3 separate regions of the Homo sapiens genome follow, and all the other regions are linked to region 1. The links are chromatin loops, found by intact Hi-C in ENCODE. Cell type or tissue: psoas muscle. All regions are shown on one strand.

Evidence for each region. A loop is a pair of places that touch in the nucleus more often than their neighbours do. Peaks named below come from ENCODE experiments on the same cell type or tissue, not always from the same donor. Only the 100,000 strongest peaks of a DNase experiment are listed, where the experiment ranks them.
Region 2: it touches region 1 in a loop (5-fold over the local background); 50 of 110 quality-filtered maps call a loop at or near these places.
Region 3: it touches region 1 in a loop (2.2-fold over the local background); 7 of 110 quality-filtered maps call a loop at or near these places.

Annotation. Positions count from the first base shown.
Region 1 is chr5:5,493,123-5,501,122 of GRCh38, forward strand. No RefSeq gene overlaps it. Among named protein-coding and RNA genes, the nearest start is that of ICE1, 74 kb to the left of the region's middle. RefSeq lists silencers at 1,661-1,710, 1,751-1,830 and enhancers at 4,171-4,695, 4,696-5,218. In psoas muscle, a CTCF peak has its summit at 4,208; DNase peaks (open chromatin) are centred at 1,619, 2,039 and 4,209; H3K4me3 peaks cover 972 bases; H3K27ac peaks cover 686 bases.
Region 2 is chr5:5,878,233-5,886,232 of GRCh38, forward strand. No RefSeq gene overlaps it. Among named protein-coding and RNA genes, the nearest start is that of LINC02145, 460 kb to the right of the region's middle. RefSeq lists a silencer at 3,184-3,478. In psoas muscle, a CTCF peak has its summit at 3,298; no DNase peak of the experiment used is centred here.
Region 3 is chr5:5,653,502-5,661,501 of GRCh38, forward strand. No RefSeq gene overlaps it. Among named protein-coding and RNA genes, the nearest start is that of ICE1, 230 kb to the left of the region's middle. In psoas muscle, no CTCF peak of the experiment used is centred here; a DNase peak (open chromatin) is centred at 5,000; H3K4me3 peaks cover 758 bases; H3K27ac peaks cover 625 bases.

The DNA of each region.
Region 1 (8,000 bases):
CCTCTGATGAACTGGCAGGCAAAGAAACTAGTCAATTAAGTCATCCTGCCCACATTGAACATTACTTTTTTCAAGCATCCCTGACGCATTATCTTGTGTAGAACCATATTACAAAGAATTTATAGTGCGAATAGAGCTCACACCTGGAAATCTAATCAACCGCCCTCATTAAGACTTAGGATGCAACAATGTTTCAATGAGGGGTGTTTTAAAAATTTAGGAGAAAGTTGAAAAAGTCAGATCTATAAACTTGTAAATGCTTTCCTCTCTTGCTTGCTTCCATCTACCTGACGCTTTCTCAAGGAAATTCAGAGTGCATAATTGTGAAACAAGAAGTTCATTTTCTTGCCCCTCCAAGGGGAATTTTGAGGAATTAAAGCGCCCTCACTGTATTGTAGTCAGTTTGTTTTGCACAACGAAATAGGTTCTGATGACAGAGGCAAAAACAGAAGTGTGAGTGAAGAGCCATAAAAATGATATAATTCAGTTTTCTATGAAAATGAATGCTTTTGCTTGCTTTCATGAAGAACTTTGTGTTTTTGTGAAGGACGTTAGTACCTTGGAATGCCTTGGCTCAGGCCACCTTGTCTTCCAAAGCACACAAGATGTGTCTCATCAGGGTGTCAAGGTGCCAGCGTTCACCCTGGAGCCCAGCTCTCATCAGCCATTCTCTTAACTGCACCTTTCGCGGGGCCTGTCGGCAGTGGGGAGCCTAAATCACACCTGGCTTCTTAGGACTGGAGATTCTAGAGCTTCACCCAAAACCCTTGAGTTTGAAACTCCGGGGGTGCCTCCCGGTGACATGGATGCCCCCAGCAGTTGGGTAGACACTGCCCAGTAAGTTCTCTGAGCATTGCGGCCTGCTCTGTTCTGCACCCGAGGTCTGCTCACCCTCCCCCTGCCTGAGCGGCCTCTGCCTTCTCAGCTGCTTTCTGTCTTCAGAGGGTCACAGCTCTGGTCTCTAGATGGCTTTCCCCACCGTCCCATCCCTTGATCCATTTCCATGGAAATTTGGAAAGAGGAGAAGGTAAGCTGTTCACTGCCTTCCACCACCTTGAACTGAATCCAGTCCCTAGCTGGTTTTGTTTTTAATTTTTCCCATAGTCTTTAAGAATATTACTTTTTCCTTAACAGTCATCAATTGCTGCTCTGAGATAACCTCACCCTAAATTACGAGTACACAACTGAAAAACTCAAAAGGGAAGGCGAGGAGCTGAGAATGTAAACCCTCAACTACCAGACCTTCCACAGCCATAAACGGACCCTCCTAGGTATTGTTTCTCTGTATTAATTATTGTTATACTATATCCATTTTAATAGTTTCACTTGTAATGCAATATATACTATTCTTGAATAGCCTCCTCTTGCCTGTGTATTATTGTATGCATATAGCAAATTAAACATTGAAACGGGTCGGCACTGGAATGCCCTCTCCCTGTCGCCCAGGCCCTGTTCTCCCGGGGCTGCACTGACTGGCGGGTCTTTGGCTGCCCTCGCAGAGATGCCCGGGCAGATGGAGGTCTCAGGGCTGAGGACACCGCCTTCGTAGCCCCGCCCTGGCGGCCCCGCCCGTAGCCTGAGGCCCTGAGGCCCAGCGGCCCCGCCCCCGCAGCTCCGCCCCCGCAGCCCCGCCCCTGCAATCCTGGTACCCGAAGCTGCGAACCCGCAGCGCAGGCCCAGCCTCCGCAGCGCCATCTCTGCAGCCCAGTCTCTGCAGCCCCGCCCCCGCAGCCCCACCTCCGAACCCACAGCCCCGCCTCCGACTCTGCAACCCCGCCCCGCAGGCCTGCCGGCAGGTGCCTAACAGTGACCTCGCCGTGCTGCACTCCCTGCGCGTTGGTCACTTACAGTCGTCGCAGAGGTGGATAAAACTTGAGGTGCCTCCTTCTGCCCTCTTCAGCTACTTATTCCTGCCAGTGCATACTCCGGCCCTGTGCGTGCGCTTCCACTGGGGAAGTTGTCCCCTGGGGTGGAAGGGTCGAGGCCTCCGTGGGCTTCGGGTTACTTGGGGAAGCTCGTGACCCTTGGAAGCGAAGCTGCTGGGCAGGCTGCGGGAAGGCTCGCTGGCGCGGGGCTTAGGATTTGGGATGCAGGAGCTTCCTCTAGGGGTGCGCCTCCTGGCTCGCCGCCAGGGACCGGGCGCTGTCAGGCCTGAGGCCCCTGTGCCCCAGATCCTCCACGGCGGCTGTGCTGGAACCCCACACTTGCTGGACGTGTGTGCCGGGATCCCCGAGTCCAAGCCAACACCAGCGAGATTCTTAAAACTATCCTTGGTAAAAATGTAGCAAAACCTCAAATAAAGTAAACATTTTGATTTTTGAATAATAGTCACATTTAGAATATTGCAACAGTTTTGTAAGAAAATAACACCTTGAAATGTTTCAGGAGTTGGACTTCAGAGGCAAAAGCATGTTTGCGATGAGGTAACCTGTCTCGGTGTCTTTGCATCCTGCTGTGCCCCACCGTGTTTTGAAAGAGGGTTGCAGAGTCACTGACCCTGTGGGATGGCCAAACTGCACATGCCCAGCGCTCTGCCCGCCCCAGGGCACCTCTCCCACCTGCCAAGGAACCTGCTCCCACCCTGACCACTCGCAGATAATCCAAGACTCACTATATCTTAATGGAAAACCACAGTCACATTGGCAAATGTTTGGACAACCCGAATCTGACCTCCAGAAAGGAGAGCCCCGCGCACCCCCTGCTCAGGAAGACTTGGCTGTGCGAGTGAAAGTGTGCAGCTGTGAGGAGAAAGCCCTTCCTGGCCTGTTGCCCTGTATTTTCTGACCACTACGTTTCCTTTGGTTAAAAAAAAAAAAAAAGTCTCTGGAGAAAGATGATAGAGTCCTTTATTAAAAGGCATTTAGCCTACAGGAATGTCTTCTGCTAAATGAGGTTCTCTGTCAGCCCTACAGCTGCCTCAGACATAAAAAAGGTGTATGGGGAAAGCTCCAGGGTCCTGAGCCTATCGAACAGGTGATCCTGAGCCACCCCAGCCATTCCAGGACGCTCCCATTAGTCACTCAGAAGCTGTTCATAAGCTTCTCTTTCAAATCACCCCTCGTGTCCCGGGAAGAAGGGGAAATGGTCTACAAGGCGGAAGAACCTACAAATTGTAGGATGTTTACTTAATCCAGGGCCTTGTTAGTGTGGAAACACATCTGTAAATGCAGAATTGAGCTCACAATGCCCTGGCAGCAGCGATGCTCTTTAGAGCTGTGTCGCTGTGTTCCAGGAGACATGTGTTCGCCAAGGAGGAGAAAACCAAACAGGACCCTGTGCCTACCTTAAAATGCGAAAGTGCTTTATGAAACAATGAGCTTCTCTTGCAGGTCATTCTCCAGAATGCCAATTACATACTTATTCTTCCTGCTTGAGAAACGGGAAACATATTCCGTTGTCCAGGAGAGCCATCTGCATTGTGGTTGCTGCACCTTCATGGAAGGAGGGAAATTGTGACTTGCAGTCGAAGCCGAGGGTTCCAACAACTTTTGTTCTGAATTTCTGTAACGGAGGGCCATCCTTTATTTGCATGTTGAAAATCTGTTTGTTAAGTCTGCAGTGGAGCAGAAAATAGAATTTTTAAAGCACTCTCTCCTGACCTTTTCTATTTCGTATTTTTTAAGAGACAGAAATTTAACCCCTATCACATTGGCAATCATCCGGAATAATGTTTTAAATGCATCTTTGTGTTTGTAAAACTTGCTTCGAGATGAGAAAGTAAGTTTTCTGGATTTTGACGCAGTTTTGAAGTGCAGCATGTTAATTTCTAAATAGAAGCACTGGCATTGGATAAACTAAAGTAACGTGAATATAATTCTAGGAACTATAAGCTTACTTTCCTTATTTCTGGCTTTCTTTAGCTCTACGTATCTATTTTTTAATGCACTTAAGAAAAAAGCTATGCAATTGTGAAGGGTTTTTTTTATTATTATTATTCACAGGTTGAGGTTCATTTTGTCTTTCATCTGACAATTCTTTTCATTTAAATTCCACAATATGCCCGAGTGAGCAAAGAGAAAGGAGTCAGGGAGACAGAAATCTTCAAACTAAAACAAACAAACAAACAAAAAACATGCTATGCCTGGCTTCCCAAGCTGATTTTTTGGTTACTGTTATTACTAACCCCATACAAGTGTTTTTAGTGGGAAATAATGTTGATTCAGTTCCCCGGCTCTGGTGCCCACGTGAGCCCTGCAGCCGCCTGTCCTCCCCAGCAGGGAGAGCTCTGCGCTTTGATCATGAACCCTGGCTCTCAAAACGGTTCTTTCATATGGAAGCTCTCCTTCTTCAGACCAAGAACAGGCTTAGGAAAGAAAAGAAACAAAAGGCGTATTTCAAATCCACCCAATGCCATCTTTTTTCAAACATGTTCCTCATGTATATTTCAAAGGGGCCGTTTCCACAGAAGCAAAGACTGCATGAGCCAGTGGCGGCAACGCTTCTAAAGCGCTTGAGAGGGAACTTCCAATAAAGAGCTTTACAGACAGCATTGAGAAATTAGATACTTTTCGAATATTGCAACAGTTTTGTAAGAAAATAACACCTTGGAATGTTTCAGGAGTTGGAGTTCAGAGGCAAAAGCATGTTTGCGATGAAGTAATCTGTCTCTGTGTCTTTGCATCCTGCTGTGCCCCACCGTGTTTTGAAGGAGGGTTGCAGAGTCACTGACCCTGTGGGATGGCCAAACTGCACATGCCCAGCGCTCTGCCCGCCCCAGGGCACCTCTCCCACCTGCCAAGGAACCTGCTCCCACCCTGACCACTCGCAGATAATCCAAGACTCACTATATCTTAATGGAAAACCACAGTCACATTGGCAAATGTTTGGACAACCCGAATCTGACCTCCAGAAAGGAGAGCCCTGCGCACCCCCTGCTCAGGAAGACTTGGTTGTGCGAGTGAAAGTGTGCAGCTGTGAGGAGAAAGCCCTTCCTGGCCTGTTGCCCTGTGTTTTCTGACCACTACGTTTCCTTTGGTTAAAAAAAAAAAAAAAAAAGTCTCTGGGGAAAGATGATAGAGTCCTTTATTAAAAGGCATTTAGCCTACAGGAATGTCTGTATTATTGTGATAGTGATTATTAAAAAATAATCGCAATATAACTTGCCTGGAATTGTTGTTGTTAAAAAGGGTTAGGAATACTTGCATGTCTTTCAGATCGAGGTGGAAAGGGGAGCACCTATAGTTTCTCATGGCTTCATGGGGCTCCTTGCACCCCTGGTAATTGTCTTTTGTCTTGGTGTAGCAATTATGAAACAAGACAAGTGTATCATAAATCATATTTTTATAAGAGTCATCCCCAAATTTTTGGTAGGGCTTAAAACTTTTTTTCGACACAAAATACAGTGCCCCCAAGAAATGTCCATTCAGATAATGAGAATTTGACCTCACAAGACATTTCCGCTCAAAAGACATTTCTTGGGCTGGGTGCGGTGGCTCACGCCTGTAATCCCAGCACTTTGGGAGGCTGAGGCAGGATCACCTGAGGTCAGGAGTTTGAGACCAGCCTGACCAACATGGTGAAACCCGTCTCTACTAAAAATATGAAAAAGTAGCCAGGCGTGGTGGTGCATGCCTGTAACCTCAGCTACTCAGGGGGCTGAGGCAGGAGAATTGCTTGAACCTGGGAGGTGGAGGTTGCAGTGAGCCAAGATTATGCCACTGCACTCCAGCCTGGGCAACACAGCAAGACTCTGTCTCAAAAAAACAACAAACAAGCAAAACACACACAGAAAAAAGACATTTCTTTGCATTAACAAAACCGCACTGCATTTTGTTATTCTGGCAAGGTCCTGGTGGTTTGTTAGTTTATAGAATTAGCAGTCTTTCACTATTGAGATGAAGTAATTTTGATCGCTTTCTTTTGCCTTTATCTTTGATTTTCATTTTGTTTTATGGGGATGGAATGGGCAGGGATTTACATGAAATTTTCAAGTTTAAACATAGATATTACAATATTGTTAATTATTGAAGTAATTTCATGCCACTAATTTTAACTAATTAGGCATTACAAAAATCTTTGCTTGATAAAGAGTTTTTCAGAACTAACTTGGTTTTTCTTTTAAACCAAGGAATACTCAATCTCTGTCTTCCTTAGAACATGCTTGAAAATCAGATATTACTATCATTGTATCTGCTTCTAAAGCTGAGGCACAGGCAGGCTAAGTGACCTTAACATCAATGAAAATGTGGACTTGTGAAAAGCACGAAGCAGATTCTCTAAACCTGCCTGCTGATTCCAATATCCTCATGAAGTACCCAATGGCCTAAGATAAAATGTGTTTCCTCTCCCCCAGACCCTGTGTTTTCACCATCTTAAGCTGGGGAAAGAAACGACAAAAAGTGGCAGAAAGATTAGACTTGGTTTATAGTCATTTCCATCATCTCTTGGAAGAAGAAAGATGCTGGTTACCTTGGGCCTGTAGAGCAGGTCCCGGGAATTGACCACATGAGGCACATTTGTGCGTGGAAAGCAAAAGCAGTGTGTTTTCGGCTGCCTGGGGACCTGGGCACCAGGCACAGTGCTCAGAGCAGCCATCCCGAGGCAGATTTCACCGTGCACAGCCTATGGCATAAGAGCCATGCTGCAAGAGCCGGTGAGTGGCAGACAGAAGTTGCAAACTAGGTCTCTCTGCCTGTTCTCTGGAGCCTGCCTTTTTCCTGGGTGCATTGCCCCTTCTCACTGCCATATTGTATGCATTCATATGTGAGGTTCTTCTTTTTCTGCAAGAAAAAAGAACAAAACACATTAAGGATTTCAAGATTATATCCACCTTATTCAATAGATTTTACCCCAGATAATTTCACAACCTTTTTATATAATTCCAGATTTGATTAAACACTTCCCTTCTCAGTTCTGAAACTTGCATGGACTTAGTCAACCAAAATGTTTTCTCACAAAAACCTCAAAGAACAGTTAACACACACAATTTCTAGTGGTCATGTAAAAAGATAGTAATATATATATTTCTACCTATTGATTCATTTAAAATTAGAAATAATTGCTAAGCATTTTGAGAAAATAATTAGGACTAGTTTGAAGTTTAATTTGGGTAGAAGTCAGTTTGCAGGAATGATACATTTACTTTTAAATTTAGTCATATCCATATTCAGGTCAACATTTACAGTGACCAAAATAAAGACTAATATAAAAATCATTTTAAGAGAATATTTTTAAAACAGAATATTTTTACAGTTGCAATGGACCAGCGTCCTGAGGAAGGAGCAGGCTTCCCCTGTTGATGCTCTGCAAGGTAGACCTGCAGAGGACTGCCTGGCTCCCTTGTCTAAGAAGGGCAAACATCTTCACCTCTCTTAGATGAAGCCTGAAATGTGCTTTAAATCCATAATCCCTGGGTACTCCTGGAAACCACAAACCTGCCCACTCATTGTCAGTAGAGCCCAGTAGAAGTCAAAAATAAAGAGGGGGTTTCTGCAGAATTGTAGACTAATAGCATGATTAAGATGCTGACTAAAATATATATATATTTAACTTTTATATTTTGAGATGAAGTCTCACTCTGTCACCCAGGCTGGAGTGCAGTGGTGCGATCTCAGCTCACTGCAATCTCTGCTTCCCGGGTTCAAGCGATTCCCCTGCCTCAGTCTCCTGAGTAGCTGGGACTACAGGTGCCTGCCACCATGCCTAGCTAATTTTTGTATTTTTCAGTAGAGACGGGGTTTCACCACATTGGCCAGGCTGGTCTCGAACTCCAGACCTTGTGATCTGCCCACCTCGGCCTCCCAAAGTGCTGGGATTACAGGCATGTACTAAAATATTTTTAATGCACAGTTGAGCTAGCAGCAAATAAAGGAATCTCTTCAAAGTGAGAAAGGACAAGAAAGCTTAACTCCCCAGGAGAAAGGAGCACTGAAACCATTTGCCCTAGATTTGAACAGGGTGGGATGTAGACAGTCTCGGGTGGGATGCAGATGGAAGGTTACAGGCCACATAGAAGGGCAATGGAGACAAAGTCTGGGGCCAAAATTAGGGGATGTCATATC
Region 2 (8,000 bases), 390 kb after region 1:
TTGTCTTGGCATGCAGAAATCTGTTCTTATTTGTACCTGAGTCATGATAATTTAAAAATCAAACAAAGATAACAAATATGTACGCCATCAGGGAAGGATAGTGAGCTGATATGTATTAAGTTATGTCTCTATATTGCCTGCATTTAACATATCACACCTTGGGAGCCTTTATTGTTTGAACACTGTATAGGTGAAGAAATGGGATTAGTAAATTTCATGTGGTCAGGAGGCACCGTGAGCCTCTGTCAATGTTTTGCTTCCCGTATTTTTGTCCTAGGCGATGCTCTTCTATGTAGTGACAAAGGCAGATCACCAATGAGAACGGCTCATTTCCACTTCCCAAGGTTGTTGGGCCACAATGGGTCTCCAAGGATCCACAATGAGCAAGCCTCAGAAGTTAAATAAGGGATAACTCTAGATGATGGGATGGAATGTCGATTTTCCTTTCTTTTTCTCATTTTCTCTTTTGTCTCGTTTCCCTTTTTCTTCTTTTTTCACTTTTTCTTTCTTTTGTCTACTCCTTCTCTTTATTATTTATTTATTTATTTATTTTGGAGATGAAGTCTCGCCCTGTCACCCAGGCTGGAGTGCAGTGGTGCGATCTCGGCTCACTGCAACCTTCACTTCCCAGTTCAAGCGATTTTCCTGCCTCAGCTTCCTGAGTAGCTGGGACTACAGGTGCACAACGCCACGCCCAGTTAATTTTTATATTTTTAGTAGAGACAGAGTTTCACCCTGTTGGCCAGGATGGTCTCAATCTGTTGATCTCCTGATCCACCCGCCTCGGCCTCCCAAAGTGCTAGGATTACAGGCGTAAGCCACCGCACCCAGCCCTCCTTCTTTTTATTTCTATCGTTTCTTGTGTCATTCCTGTCTTACTTTCTGCCTCACTGCCTGTCTTTTGTTATTTCTTTCCTGTTTGCTTCTTTGATCTTTTACTTTTTCTTGTATTTTTTTGAATGGTGGAGAGGTTGTGGCCCAGTCAAACTGGTTCTTCTGCTTTTGATATATAAGCAATCTTTAACCCAATATTGAATGTACTTAGCTTTGTAGAAGGATGCAGGGCGGGGCTACAGCAGACATTGCATCTTCCTCTCCTGAGGAAGCCCAGCAGCCACCAAGGTGCAGCTCCCCATTCCCATACCCCTGCCAGAGGTGAGATACTGCGGTGATGTGTTTAAAGGTAAGTTGATGCACTCACTGGGATTCCTGGTATCTTCATGCCAATTTACATCCTCCTCAGCCCAGGTGTGGTCCCACAGAATAGGGATAAGCATAGATGCAGCTCTGCATGTTTATATGATTCAGAATTAGTGCTAGAAGAATACAGATCCCAAGGTTATAACCCCAGGGAGGCCTATGTCAGCCTGGCCCGACACAAACTCATTACTTGCTGTTAGTTACTTATCCCTTCTTTCCCTCTCTTGATGCCTCCTTTACAATTGTCATTTATCGCAGCATTGACAGATGTTTCTAGTCTTTCGACATCATGACCATGTCTTTATTTTTTTCCATGTGACAATCATTATATATTTTTTAAAACGCCATTAGAATGATGCAGACATCTTATTCATTCAAAACATCTGTATTTTTAAATTCTGACATTTGGCCAAGGCACATCACTTCCTTGGGTCTCAGTTTATGTATCTATACATTGTATAGGTTTGATTAGATGACATCTGTGACCCCTTCCGGATCACACATCCACGTGTCTCTACTAGCAGTGCTGGGAAACATGCAGCCATTAGCCTGGAATGCTCTCCTGGCTTTATAAATCCCGTCTTAGCCAGATCACGTTGTATGCACATGAAGCTGGGTCATGCTTTCCTCAGAGATAATAGCTAGAAAGACTGGAGAGTTGACGTGGGACATGAATATTACATGATTCAGTTATGTGGATCCTACTAAAGGAAAGCATCTCTCATTGTACTAAATAAGACATGGCAGCTAAGTAATACTGCATTTTGCGGAAAGCAATGAACTTGTGCGGTATCCACATGAGAGGGCATGTTACATGCCACTGCGGAAGGGGCAAGACTTGCCCCTATCAGAAGACTGAGCATTTTAAGGGAGCAAAAGGATTCTTGCTATGCCATCAGAATTCCATTATCGCAACTTCTTAGGACCTTGGGAAGGACTTTAAAAACCTATGAGAAGACACACAGGATTTTCAAATTCCTGCAGAGAAAACCCAGTGTATGAAGGTTATCAGCAGATGGGCTCCGTGGCCTCATGTGCAGGAGACCACATGTGTCTTAGAAACCTAGAAACCACAGTGGGCAGAGAGGGTCATCTCCAAGATGTGCGTCAAAACTATTTATTGCCGACATTGTAATATTAGCAACTAACCAGACTGCACTGAATGTTTAAATAGCTAAATCTTCTGTAAATTATCCTTAGCTTAGTGACAGTGCTTTTCTTTCCCTGACCAACAAAGTTAAAGTACCACCACCCTCCCCACACTGCCCGCCCTCTCTCCAGGGTTATTTTTCTCCAAAATATGTATTATCTGAAATACCCAGAACATTCCTGCTTCAGAAGAGCCTGAGTCTTGGTCAAGAGTGCCTGCAAGTAGGACAAACAGACTCAGAGAAAGACCTATTTGACAATTTTACATGAGGCTGGCTGTGGTTATGCAATCTGGGTTTATGTAATAGGGAAAAGATGGAAAGATTACAGCTACAAAAGATTATTTTATAAAGGAGATGTACCCATTGAGAAAAGAACGTAAAAAATGGTCTTAAATTAGAGTATGAGAGAGCTGAGGAGAATTTCAATAATTATTTAAAGCCTCTAACAATGCAGGTTGTTATAGGGACTAAGGTTTGACAGTAATGGAATCTACAGTCTTTCTCCTTGGTGATTAGGGCAGATACCAGCATGGAATTGCAGGTTCAATTTACTTTTCATGGAGTAGGAATAGATTCTGAACGTATCTTCAAGGCATGAACTCAGTGATTACATAAGCTGTGCTCAATATTCTGCACACTCATATCTCAGGATGAACACAATTTTGGATCATTTAAAATGTCTATAATGATATAAATATTGAATTATATAGAGGAAAAGTAAAGCCATCTTGAGAGATAAGTTAAATCTACATGTGGGTCCCCACAAAGGGGAAGCTCCATCAACCAGATGAGGACGGCTGCTCTCAGTGTGGTCCCACAGCAGCCGCCCCATGTGCTGTCAGAGTGGATGATGGTGGTGTGAGGAAAGAGCCAGCCGGGGCCCTGCATCTGAGCCATGGAGCCACCTGCAAAGCCCCCAAGGGCAGAGATGGTCCTGCAGCTCCCCCTAGTCAGCAGCCCAGGTAATCCGGCCAAGGCAGGACAATTGACATGGTGCAGGTGAGTGATGGCTGTGAGGTGAGAGTGGGTGGGGAAGGCGACAGGTCAGCCAGGGAGTTCTGACTGTGTCATAGCAAGACAGAGTATTCTTGGCCAGAGTATTCTTCATGACTCCCACATACCTCCTTCAGAGCTTTACTCAAACATGGCCTTCCCAGGAGACTTTCCCTGACCAACAGAGTTAAAGTACCACAACCCTCCCCACACTACCTGCCATCTCTCCAGGGTTATTTCTCTCCAAAATATGTATTACCTAAAATACTGTATGTTTCACTGATATATTTTATTTATCATCTGTTTCTTCGATCCAAGAACTATGTCTATTTAATTCACAGAGATATCCCAGTGGCTAGAATGGCATCTGACATACCATAATAAATATGGATTGATTGAATGAGTAATAAGACAGCAATTACAAGTATTTTAAATATCCAAATTGAATCAACAAGCACAACCTCCCATTAAGAAGGATCAAATTTGGGTCAACACATAAAAAAGCTTAGATAATTGACAATAAAACCAAAAGCGTTAAAGTTTTTCCAGATTAAAGCATTGGATTTACCGGCGTGTGTGTGTTTGCATTTGTATGCCTGATTTTCATTTAGAAACTGTAGATAATTCTTAAACAGCAAGGAATTAATAGAGAAAACTAAATTTCTACAATCAGTGGCTTCTCAGGCTTCTCTAATTAGAAAGGTACAAATTATCTTGACAATCAATTATACTTTGAGAATATAAAGGTAACCATTGATTTAAAAATGTTAGGATAAACTATTTTGCAAAATTAGAATGTATCTAGTAGTTTCCTTTAAAGGAAGAAACCTCTGCATATCCCAAATCTTATGGAATTTGCCTTCTAAAAAAATAAAAATCATGGCTGTGAAAGGTATGTTATAAATTCCCTTAGAAAAAAATTGTCTGATAAAACTTTTTGTCTTTCTGAAAATGCAACTAAGAACAGTATCAATTAAGACATTTACTATTGTGAACCTCAAATATTTATTTATTCCTTTAGCTTACTATCCTCAAGCTTGCCATTCATTTATTCATTCATTTAGTTACTCAGCCAGCAGATATTAGATATTAGTCAGTAGACATTTAGTGAGGGCTTATTATATGCAAGACAAGGCAGTATATATTATAGAGGATAAATATAACAGTCTTTGAGAAGTTTATCTTGCGCAAGGGAAACAAGCTACATTAACACCTCCTCGTCAGTCCCACAATTCCAAACACACTATTCTGTCAGGCAGCGTGGAAGGAGCTGGCCCTAAGTGATAAGAGGGGTGTGCACGGGGAGTGGTGAGCAGCGTGGAGAAGCTGGCATGAGAGAGTGCCAGATGCAGCAATGGGGACAGGTTGGCCACATGGCAGTGGGTACTAAGTGCCAGTTGAGAGTTTGGATTTGATTCATGAAACGTACCAACATCTTGGCATGCATATAATGTGTCAGAAAGATAACTGGGTTATCCAGCCTAGATGCATCTGAAAATTTGGGTTGCTTTAAGATGCAATATGTAAGTCCATAGTTCCTACCAAAAATAATGCAAACAAAAGCCTGTAAAATGTTGAATTTTTGGAGTAGTAATTGGATTGGATGTTGTTTCCAATATGTCTGATTTATAAAGACAGGTAGCTACCTCAGCGGTGGCCAGAAATAGAAAATAATTAGCACAGGACACAGAGCATTTGGCCCAAACCTGTACATAAGATTGTTCAGGGTGCCCAAGCTCCATCTGAAAAAGAAGCTTTCTGAGCCAATCTGGGACATCAGCTGGTCTGGAAGGCTCTGGGTGGGCAGCTCTGTAGCCCGGGTGCTTTAGAAACTTCAGAGCACACACACCCAACGTGCCTAACAAATGCCATCATGTGGGCATCGCACTCTGCTCATGACTCAAGCAGAAAAGTAATTTCTGCCGCCTGTGAGAGACTGAAAGTCACAGACAATGGGCCCTTTTTCCAATCAGGTTTTCTGCTCTTTGTTTATGCTCAGCTAACTCTCCATCTGCTCTTTGGTAAAGTACACGAAGGCAAGGCCTTTCTGCTGGCTGCTCAGGAAACACAGGGACCTGCTGGGCTGTGACCTCCTCTGATCCCACCTCCATCAGCCCCAAGGCTCAGCCGCAAGAATGGGCTACAACCAAGGAGCATGTGGCTTTGGCCACCCACATAGGTGCCGAACAAAAAGGCCCAGATGGGGCAGCAGGGGTTGCTTGCCAGGGGGAGCTCCCTGGTCTCCCTGGCTTTGACTTAGGAGTCGGCACTGGAAGACACAGCTCAACTTGAAACGTATTTTCCCACAAGTTGCTTACTTATTCCAACCTATCCCATCTGCCTAGTCTCCAACCAAGTGGCTATGGCCTCCCTTGAGAAGAAAGTGGGGGCTGACGGGCCCTGTGAGGAGTCAACTCTCCTGCAACATATGTGCATGTGATCAGAATTTACCTCCACCATCTTCCCAATGCATCCAGAGAGTTTTGCTCCATGGTAAGGACAAAAGATGAAACTAACTCTGTCACTTACTAAAAGAAATGATGACTTCCCTATTCTATGCAGGCCCAGAGGGCACAGGTGAACCCACCTAAATCCAGTGTGTCCTCTTAGAAACTGACCCAAGCACATGCATTTCTGAAGTGGGCTGATGGCACCATCTTCATCAGTAGAGAAGAGCAATAAGAAAATCCCAATGTGTGCAGTAGAGGAAGGACACTGATACTTTCGCTTTGAAAGGTGCCCAGAGGCCTGCAACTAGTCGGTAATTCTGACCGCAGTGTCTGGGATTGACTTTCCTTCTGCCTCTATGATAATTGATTGTCAAAAATTTCTAAATTAAGACTGAGAGAAAATCAATCATGCATTCTGCTTTGATATTCACATGTAGGCTCTATTTTTCTACCTTAAACATAATAATGTAATAACTTTTCCAAAATGTATAGTAAAAAATGTTATTTGAGTTAAGGAGTGTGTTCTTAACTCTCTTCAACACAGATTCTGATTGTCTTTATTTCTACAGCAGGAAAGGCTGCAGACACACCTTTCAAGACCTGGATGTACTAGCAGCTGACTTCTGCTCTACCTGCAGCTTTAAAAATGGGCTGTGCTGTCCACAGTGTATCCATGGCTGGCCTTGGCAGGGCTCTCCAATCACCTGAAGCCTAGCCCCATGGAGAACTAACAGAGCTCAATGGGGGGCTTCATGTTCCTAGGAGAATTAGGGAGGGGACCAGGAGTCACGGGATTTCCCACGTGCCAGACTGCAATCCTGTTGGGTACCTACCTGCCTGCCCCTGCAGGGATGGATGCTCTTGCACCTGCGCTCCGGGAGCAGAAATGATGGGGAGCTTCTGACCCTGCTGCATCCTTGGTAAGTTGCAAGGTGGCGCAAAGATTTGGGATGTTGAACAAAAGTGGTTTTCTAAACCTTTTTCAGGTGTCTGCTGGGACCTCTGTGCTTGTCTGGAACTCCTGAGGCACTTTCTAGACAAGCTGGGGTGTGGTGGGCAAGATCCCAAGATCCAGGTCCCTCTCCCATCTCCCACGGAGCACTGGCTGTTTATCCCCAAATGTGCAGGTGTCTGTACCAGTCTCTCTCTCTCTCCATCTTTCTTCCCTCACCTCACTTCCCCCAGTCATTCCAATCTAGACCCCTATTCTCCAAATAAGTTTTTGATTTTAATATCCTGTGAGAGGAAAAATAAACCCTGGATCCCTCAAGTAAAGTGATCAAAGCTGGCCTTTGTACTAATTACTTATTCATTGAAAAAATCATCATGTTCTATGATATTTAAGTATTAAGCACTATTTGAGGGAGAAAGAATTAGTTATTGATCCTGTCTCCCAGGTTTCCACCATCTGGGGAGAGAGATAAGATATCCAAGGAATCACCTGCCTCAGAGGAGAGGAGCCTCCAGCCCTGGAGCAGCTGGAGAGGCCCAAGTTGGCCTTTAGCCCAGGGCAGGGGTCTTATGTAAAACAGCAAGAGGGGACTTTCTGTAGCAGGGCTGTGCTCACCCTGTGTCCAGAGAGCTGGGGAATGGGTTTTGCTGAATGGAAGGAGTTACTGGAATGAGGGTGTCATGGGGCTGAGATGAGGGTAAGGGTGGAAGGGGGGTGGCGGTGTGTGGGTTTTTCCTTCCATTGGTGCAGAAGCAACAGTATCTAAGACAGTGACCAGGGCCTTGGTGGTCCATGATTGCAAGGTCTTGGGGGACCCTGGAGGGGATTCTGGGGATGCCCAGGGTGCCGGTGGGATGGCCCAGGGCCCTCAGCCCTTTGTGCAACTGTCCCTTAGCATCCACTCCATCAGCCTTCTGGGCCACCACAACCAGAGCACCCAAACCCAGATGCCAGCAGCAGCTGCAGTGGCCCAGCTGCCTCCTGAGAACCTCCTTAGAAAGAGGAATTGGAGCATGGAGGCCCTTATGGTATAAGGGGGCTCCCGCACTGCTCTCACCCGGTAGCCCCAGCATCGCTGGCTCCCAGGGTGGCCCCAGGGCTGTGGCAATCGTGGGTCATCTGGGCCGTGCCTCCGTGTTCATGTGATTTTTAGGGGGTTCTGTTTCCTCCTTACTCACTAATCGGAGCTGGCTAAGGTGGAGGATTCTCATGTCCTGAAAGGTCAGGTTTTAAAACAGAGTTCAAGGGTGCTGT
Region 3 (8,000 bases), 160 kb after region 1:
CTGCTACTGCATCCGGCTAATTTTTGTATTTTTAGTAGAGATGCGGTTTGCCATGTTGGCCAGGCTGGTCTCAAATTCCTGACCTCAGGGTATCCACCTGCCTTGGCCTTCCAAAGTGCTAGGATTACAGGCGTGAGCCACCATGCCTGGCCAATTTCTCCCCATCTTTGCTAACACATATTATCTTTCATTGTTTTAAAAATATTCTAGTGAGTGTGAAGGGGTATCTCATGATGATGTTGGTATCATCGTGGATTTTAACCAGCAGATTCCTGGAGAGCATTCAGGTTGTCTCCAGACTTTGGCTGTTAGCACATTAGTGTAATGAAATCTTGGTACATTTGATATTGGGGATGATTTGTGAGCATTGTTTTAGGATAGAATCCTAGATGTGGAATTGCTGAAGGATGTGTATTTGTATCTGAAAATTTGATAAATATTCCCAAATTGACAAACAATTTTAATAATTTATATTTCATAAAGTATTTAACAATGCATTTTCAGTCTTTTGACAGTTCTGTCTTTCAATTCATTAAAATTCTTGCCAATAATAGTATAATATTTGTAAATTCCCTTTCTCCCTGCCCTTGCCTCTGCCTCTCTCTTTCTCTCTGCAAATGTGGCACAGTTCAAGCACAAGGTATCTGGAAGTTCATCATATATTCTTAATATATTAATACTTCCATTTATAAAATATCATCAGTGAAGACAGATCATTTGACTTCTTTTTTTTCTATTTGGCTGACTTTAATTTTTTCTGTTGGTTGATTGCTCTGCCTAGGACTTCCAGTGCTACACTGATAGGAGGTGGCGAGAGTGGCCATCCTTTTATTGTCCCAGTTCTCAAGGGCAATGGTTCTAGCTTTCGCCTATTCAGTATGATATTGGCTGTGGGTTTTTGCGAGATGGCTCTTATTGTTTTGAGATATATTCCTTTGATGCCTAGTTTGTTGAGGGTTTTTCTCATGAAGGAATATTGGATTTTTCTGGATCTATCGAGATGATCATGTGTTTTTTGCTTTTAATTCTGTTTATGTGGTGAATCACATTTATTACTTTGCATATGTCAAACCAGCTTTTCCCCCAGAAATAAAGCCTACTTGATCATAGTGTATTAACTTTTTGACATACTGCTGGATTCGGTTTGTTAGTCTTTTGTTGAGGATTTTTGCATCTATGTTTATCAGGATTATTGGCCTGAAGTTTTCTTTTCTTGTTGTGTCTCTGCCAGACTTTGGTATCAGGCTGATGCTGGCTTCATAGAATGATTTAGGGAGGAACCCCTCCTCCTTGAGTTTTTGGAATAGTTTCAGTACATTGCTAGAATTCAGCTGTGAATTCTTCTGGTTCAGGGCTTTTCTTATTTGGTAGGGTTTTTTAATTTATTATTACTGATTCCATTTCAGGACTTGTTATTGGTTTTTTTAGGTTTTCATGTTCTCAAAAGGAGACTTACAAGTGGCCAAGAAACGTATGAAAAATGCTCGTCACCACTAATCATCAGGGAAATGCAAATCAAAACTACAATGATAGCGTCTAGCACCAGTCAGAATGGCTATTATTGAAAAGCCAAATAATAACAGATGCTGGTGAGGCTGCAGGAAAAAAGGAATGCTTATACACTGTCAGTGGGAGTGGAAATTAATTCAGCTACTGTGGAAAGCGGTTTGAAGATTTCTCAAAGATTTCTAAAAACAGAACTACCATTCAATGCAGCAATCCCATTACTGGGTGTATGCCCTCCCCCTCAGATAAATCGTTGTACCAAAAGGACACATCCCATTACTGGGTATATGCCCTCCTTCTCAGATAAATCTTTCTACCAAAAAGACCCATGCACTTGTGTGTTCATCACAATAGCAAAGACATGGAGTCAACCTAGGTGTCTATGAATGGTGGATTGGATAAAGAAAATTGGTACATATACACCATGGAATACTATGCAACCATAAAAAAATGAAAACACGTCCCTTGCAGCAACATGGATGTAGCTGGAAGACAGAATCCTAAGTGAATTAATGCAGGAACAGAAAACCAAATACCACACATTCTCACTTATATGTGGGAGCTGAACATTGAGTGCTCATGGATATAATGGTGGAAAAAAGAGACCCTGGAAAATGCTAGAGGTGGGAGAGATGGAAGGGGTTGTGGGTTGAACTACCTATTGGGTACTTTGTTCACCACCTGGGTGATAGGATCCATACCCCAAACCTCAACATCATGCAATGTACTCCTGTAACAAACCTGCATATGTACCTTTCATATGTACCTTTCAACCTCAAAAAACCTGCATATGTACCTTTCAGCCTCTAAAAAGTTGAAATTATCTAAAAAGCTTCTGATGTCAAAATAACTATTTAATTAAAATAGAACCCCAAATGCTAATTTGTTTGTAAAAATTTGCTTTGATTTGATTGTTTCTGTTACTATTTTTACTGAACATCCTTTTATGTTTCATCTTCCTGTTTTATTTTCTCCTCTGTGATGACCTATTTTTATTTATATTTTGGGGGGATTATCCTGCTTTCTTTCTAGAGACCTGGGTGAAGTCTTGATATATTGGTGATCCTGACCTTTGCTTTTTTCGTCAGATATAGTACTTTTTTCTCTAAGTTTTTCTCAGACACATCAAACTCATTCTAGTCTTTGGTTTTGCATTGCTATTCCATCTGCCTAGAAGCTATAGACTGATGGATTTCTATTTTATCCAAAGGGCTACAATCTGTAACTAGTAGTATTTATTTTGACGAAATGTCCCAGGGTTGGCCAGCAAGACCCCCTTTAAGTTGGCTACTGTGTCCTTTGGAGGGTTTCTATCCTTGTGGAAGAACCAATAGATCAGCAGAAGATACTGTGAGGTGGAAACACCTATGAGGCATCGGTCTAGGAGCCAAAGCCCTAGCCCTTTCCTGTCCACACACCCTCATTCCCAGTACCCAGAACAGTGCCTGGCTCTTAATACGTGTTTTGAAGGGATGATGACTAACTGAGTGAATGAATGTGTGGACACCCCGCCTAGAAGATCATTCTCTCTTTTCCCAACTACTTATCTTTCCTGAGTGCCCCGCAGGTCTCTCACGTAGCCAAAGCCCTTTGTTGCAGGGCCCTCGTGTTTCTGGAACATGCCTCTGTTGTAACATAGTATTGCAATCTAGGCATCTTATTTTTTCTATATGATGAATATGAGACAAATTCCTGTGTCTTATTTATGTTTGCATTGCCAGTAAATGTTATACAGAACCTAGTATTACAGCCTCTAAAAGTATTTATTTTAGTTAGAAGACTCAAGAGACAGCAAGGATAGAATAAAAATAGATCATGCTGCCATGCTCTTCTTAGTGGATTTTGATGGCATCTAAGATCATGGCCATCTGATCAGCCTACCTGGGTTTCTGACAACACTGGCTCAGAAGAGGGCTGACAAAATTTACGGTGAAGATATTTCATCCTCCCCTGAGAACTTGTAAAGAGGCCATTTGCAGGAGGACCTGAGGAGCCTGTGAGTGGGAGCTCTTCCCAAGAGAAAAGAGAGTTAATCTAACACTTCCAGATTAATCTAATTGGCTCAACCCAATGCCAGGGCACTATAGTCACAGAGGTTAGATCATTTTGAGAACTCTGGTGTTGAGGTAAGAGACTGGTAAGACTAATTTCCTGGTCCCTATGGGATAAAGTGAAAAAACCAGCAGAAATAAGCAGGTAGCAATGAAAGCTATCCCTAGTAGCCCTCATTGTTCATTAGCATAGGACACTCATATCAGCACCATGACAGTTTACAGGTGCCATGGCAACGACCAGGAAGTTACTGTTCTTTTCCTAGCTAATTCTAAATAACCCACCCCTCAATTTGCAATAACCCCACCCTTAAATTGCATGTAGTTGAAAATGGGTATAAGTGGGTATAAATACAGTTGCCAAGAGCCCATACACTGCTGACTGTGGGAATAGTGACTATGTGTTAGCCCTGCTGTGCGAGGAGCAGTGCCATTCAATAAGATTGCTGTCTAATGTCACCGGCTCACCCTTGAATTCCTTTCCCTGGTGAAGCCAAGAACCTTCCTGGGCTATGCCTCAGTGTGGGGGCTTACCTGTCCTGCATCAGAATCTGTCACCTGATTTTTTTCTTCTGATGCAGCTAAAACCAATTCGCTTCGTTTGAACCCTGTGGAGGACATGGCTGATGATGAAAGTAAAAATAAAATCATCCGACTGCATTATCAGGTACCTCTACTTTGAAGCAGAAAGTCTGGTATTTTAGACTCATGCCGATGAAATGAAAATGAGGAAAAACAAAACCAAACCAAACCCTAGAGAGTCGTGTTCCTTCTTATTGTAACTAACTTTTTGTTTCACCGTAATTCTTTATTGAACTTGAATAATACTTGAACAAGAGCAGTTTGGAATATTTGGCTTTTAATATCTTGCTCTATTTAGAGATCTCAAAATAAATGTTTGCAAAGGAGTCCCGCTGTCATTTCATAAACTGATGACTCCTTCATTAGAAAGGGCAATTTTACACTTGAGTTTCATTTTGGATATTCAGGTGCTAATATTGTGTATTCTGTTTGACAGTGTAAAATGCTCTTCTGTTCCACCAGTGAAAAGGGCAGCTCTACAAAAAAAAAAAAAGTCTCTTTATTGCTTGTCTTGATATTGCTAGCTAGCTGAGGAGAATGCTAAAAGAAACAATTTCCCTCCCATTCCCTGTAGAAGACACCCTGTAGCTTTGACCCAGAAGCTTCAAGAACGTCAGAGGAGAAGATAGGAGCAGAAGAGCTCTGTGCAGGTGACCAGAAGAAAAAGACTGAAGCTCAACATGAAGCTAAGGAAGAAAACAAAAGCAAAAGCAAAACCCTGAGCAGGCATGGAGTGGCTTAGTCTTGCTGTCCTGTCTGAGTTCTGAACACATGTAATATCCCGTCACCAATTCCAGAAATACTTGAGAGATCTGAGATCCTGCCAGTGCCTCTGAATCACAGTGTTGTTGGGAAGGCAGCCTCTCCCGAACCCAGGGAAGCCTGGCACGCTATCAGCTAGATTATGTCATAGACATGCTATGGTTTTAGTAGTTGTGAATGTAATTTCTCTATTTCATTTTGTAATTGGTTATTACTGGCAAAAGCAAAAATGCAACTGATTTTTATATGTTTATATTTTATATAGCAATCTTGCTGAACTATCATTTCCCAGCCTTCTTGGCAAGAAAAACCATTGTGCTTGATGGGTAATGCTTTTTTGTTAGTATTATTGTAGCTATGCCTTTCTATTCTTTGGTAGTATTATCATAGTATTATTGTAGCTATGCCTTTCTATTCTCTTAGTCATTACCCTTAATTTTATCTATCAGCCTAACAATAAGTAGATATTGATTATTTCTGCCCTGGTTGTGGTCTTATCCAATAAACTGTACATAGGCTGTGGCTGGTGACATTCCATTGTGGGTAGTTCTGCAGAGAAACCAATTCTGTGATTCAGGAGGGCTGGGAGACTCTCTGAAGTGATACCCTGGAGCCAGGGAGGTAGGGTTTCCCCCATCCGTCCTGGGACAGAAAGGCACAGCTGAGGGCCTTTGGTTGCTTGGTGACCATCCTCATTATGGATGCAAGAGAGGCAGAAGAAACTGTATAGGGAGCTGAGATTTCATTTATTTCAGCTACTGGCAGGTGCCAAGGGTCATGCTGTCAGAGGCAGGGCTGATATGCAGAGAGTGCAGGACATGAGAATATGCACAGGGCAATGGGGTGCAGGTGCCAGGGACTCAGTGACTGGGTGGGTGCAGGGAAGGGATGGGTGCAGGGGTACAGGACTGCATGGACCACTTCAGGCTTGGCCCTGGGCTCTCCAGCACCCATACACAGAGCACGTGTATCTCCAAGACAGGGAATCAATTAGTATTAATTATCTTCTTTGCACTAGGCATTGCTTTTATTAAAATCTTGTAAATCGATAACATCAACACAAAAGGAGTGCAAATGATCCTTACCCCTATTCCCACAGCAGTTGTTTATATTTTAAATCTAACAGAACCTTAAAAATATGTATTTAAAAAGGTGAATTTCTTTGCATAGCTCTTATGAGAAAACAGAGTGGTTTCTACAATTTATTGAGAAAATCGTTGGGCTTTTGTCCTTTAACCTGTTAATGCTGAGAATAACGTGTATAGACTTTCTAATATTAAATCCTATTTCTATTCCTGCAATAAGTGCAATGTAGACACTGGGATTACCATTTTTTATATACACTGTTGGATTCAGTTTGCCAATATTTTATTTAAAGGATATTGAAACAGTGTTCAGGAGTGAGTCTGACCTGTAATATTTTTTTCCTTTTGTTGTTTGCTTTTCTTTCATGTGCTATTTTTGTTTGGCTTGAGTATCGAGGCATACTGATCTCATAGAAAGGTTTGGAATATTTTTCCTTCCTATGCACTGGGAGAATTTGTATAAGGTTAAAACTTTGGTATAAGTGTCCTATAAAACCATGACAGCTTGGTATTTTTCTCTGTAGGAAGATTTTTAACTGATGCCTCAAAATATTTGCTAGTTCTAATGTTATTCACAATTTTCTGTAGATTCAGTTTTGCTAAGTTATATTTTCTAGAATGTCTTCATTTTGTTTAAGTTTTCAGATTGACTAGCAAAACGTTATTCGTGTCATATTTTCACTTTTGCTTTATCTGCAGTCACGTCTACTTCCATTCCTAGTATTGCTTATTTTGCCCTTTTATTCTCCTGATCAATTTTACTAGACATTTGTCTATTGCATTAACCTTTTCAAAGTGCCAAGTTTTGGTTCTATTTCTCTACTGAATATTTATTTAATTGATTTCCAGTCCCCTTTATTATCTCCTTACATTTACTTTATTTGGGTCTATGCAATGATTCACTTTCTAACTTTTTAAGCTGTATGCTTAACTCATTAATATTTAGAGTTTCTTCTTTTAAATAAAAGAGTGTAAGGCTAAAATAGTCCCTGTAAGTGTTAGTTTATTTGCATCTCACAAGTTTTAATGTAGTATTTTCATTATCATTAAATATTTCTAAATTTCCATTTCAATTTCTTCTTTGTCTTATGAATAATTTAAAAGTGGGTCTTTTATTTTCAAATAGGTAGAGGACTTTCACTTTCCTTTCTCTTACTGATCTCTAACTTAATTCCATCATAGTCACACAATATAATCTGTAGGATACAAATTATTTGAAATCGTTGAGACTTGTCTTACATTTTCCAACATGGCCAATTTTGGTAAATGTCTCGTGTGTGTTTCTGAGACCAATGTGATTCCACAATTGTTGGATGCAGAATTCTATATATGTCCATTAAATCATGCTGATGATGTGGCTCAAAACTTCTATAGCTTTGATAATTTTTCCTGTTTGACATACCGTAATTGAGAAGGTGTTGAAAGATCACACTAGGATGATACATTGTTCATTTTCTCCCTATATATCTGTCAATATTTAATTCAGGTATTTAGTAACTGTTGACAGACTTCCCAGAGGTTTAAAATTGTTAAATTCTATTATTGAATTATTTTTAGAAATCATTTTTTAGTGACTCTCTATGATTAAAATTCTTTGTGCCTTAAAGTTTTTTAACTGATATTAATACAGTGATCTCAGTTTTCTTTTGATTAGCATTTGCCAAATGTACTTTTCTTTTTTTTTCTTTTTTACTTTAATGCTCTTTGTGCCTGTAAGTGCAAATGTATCTCTTACATATAGCATACAATTGGATTTTTTAAAAAATCTAATCTGGTGATCTTTAATTTTCACTGTTGGGTTTAGTCCATTTATTTTAACTCTATTCAAATATCTGGACTTGCTTCTCTGTCATCTTAAAATTGAAAATACTTTTAAATAAGGAGCCTTGTGATTTCATTTTGCATTGAGCCTCACAAATTTTGTAGCTGTCCCTGCAGGAGGGGAGCGTGCTGGCTGTGCAGGGGAGGCCAGCACCAAGCCTGGGAGGTGGACGTTACCTGGGTGAGTTGGAAT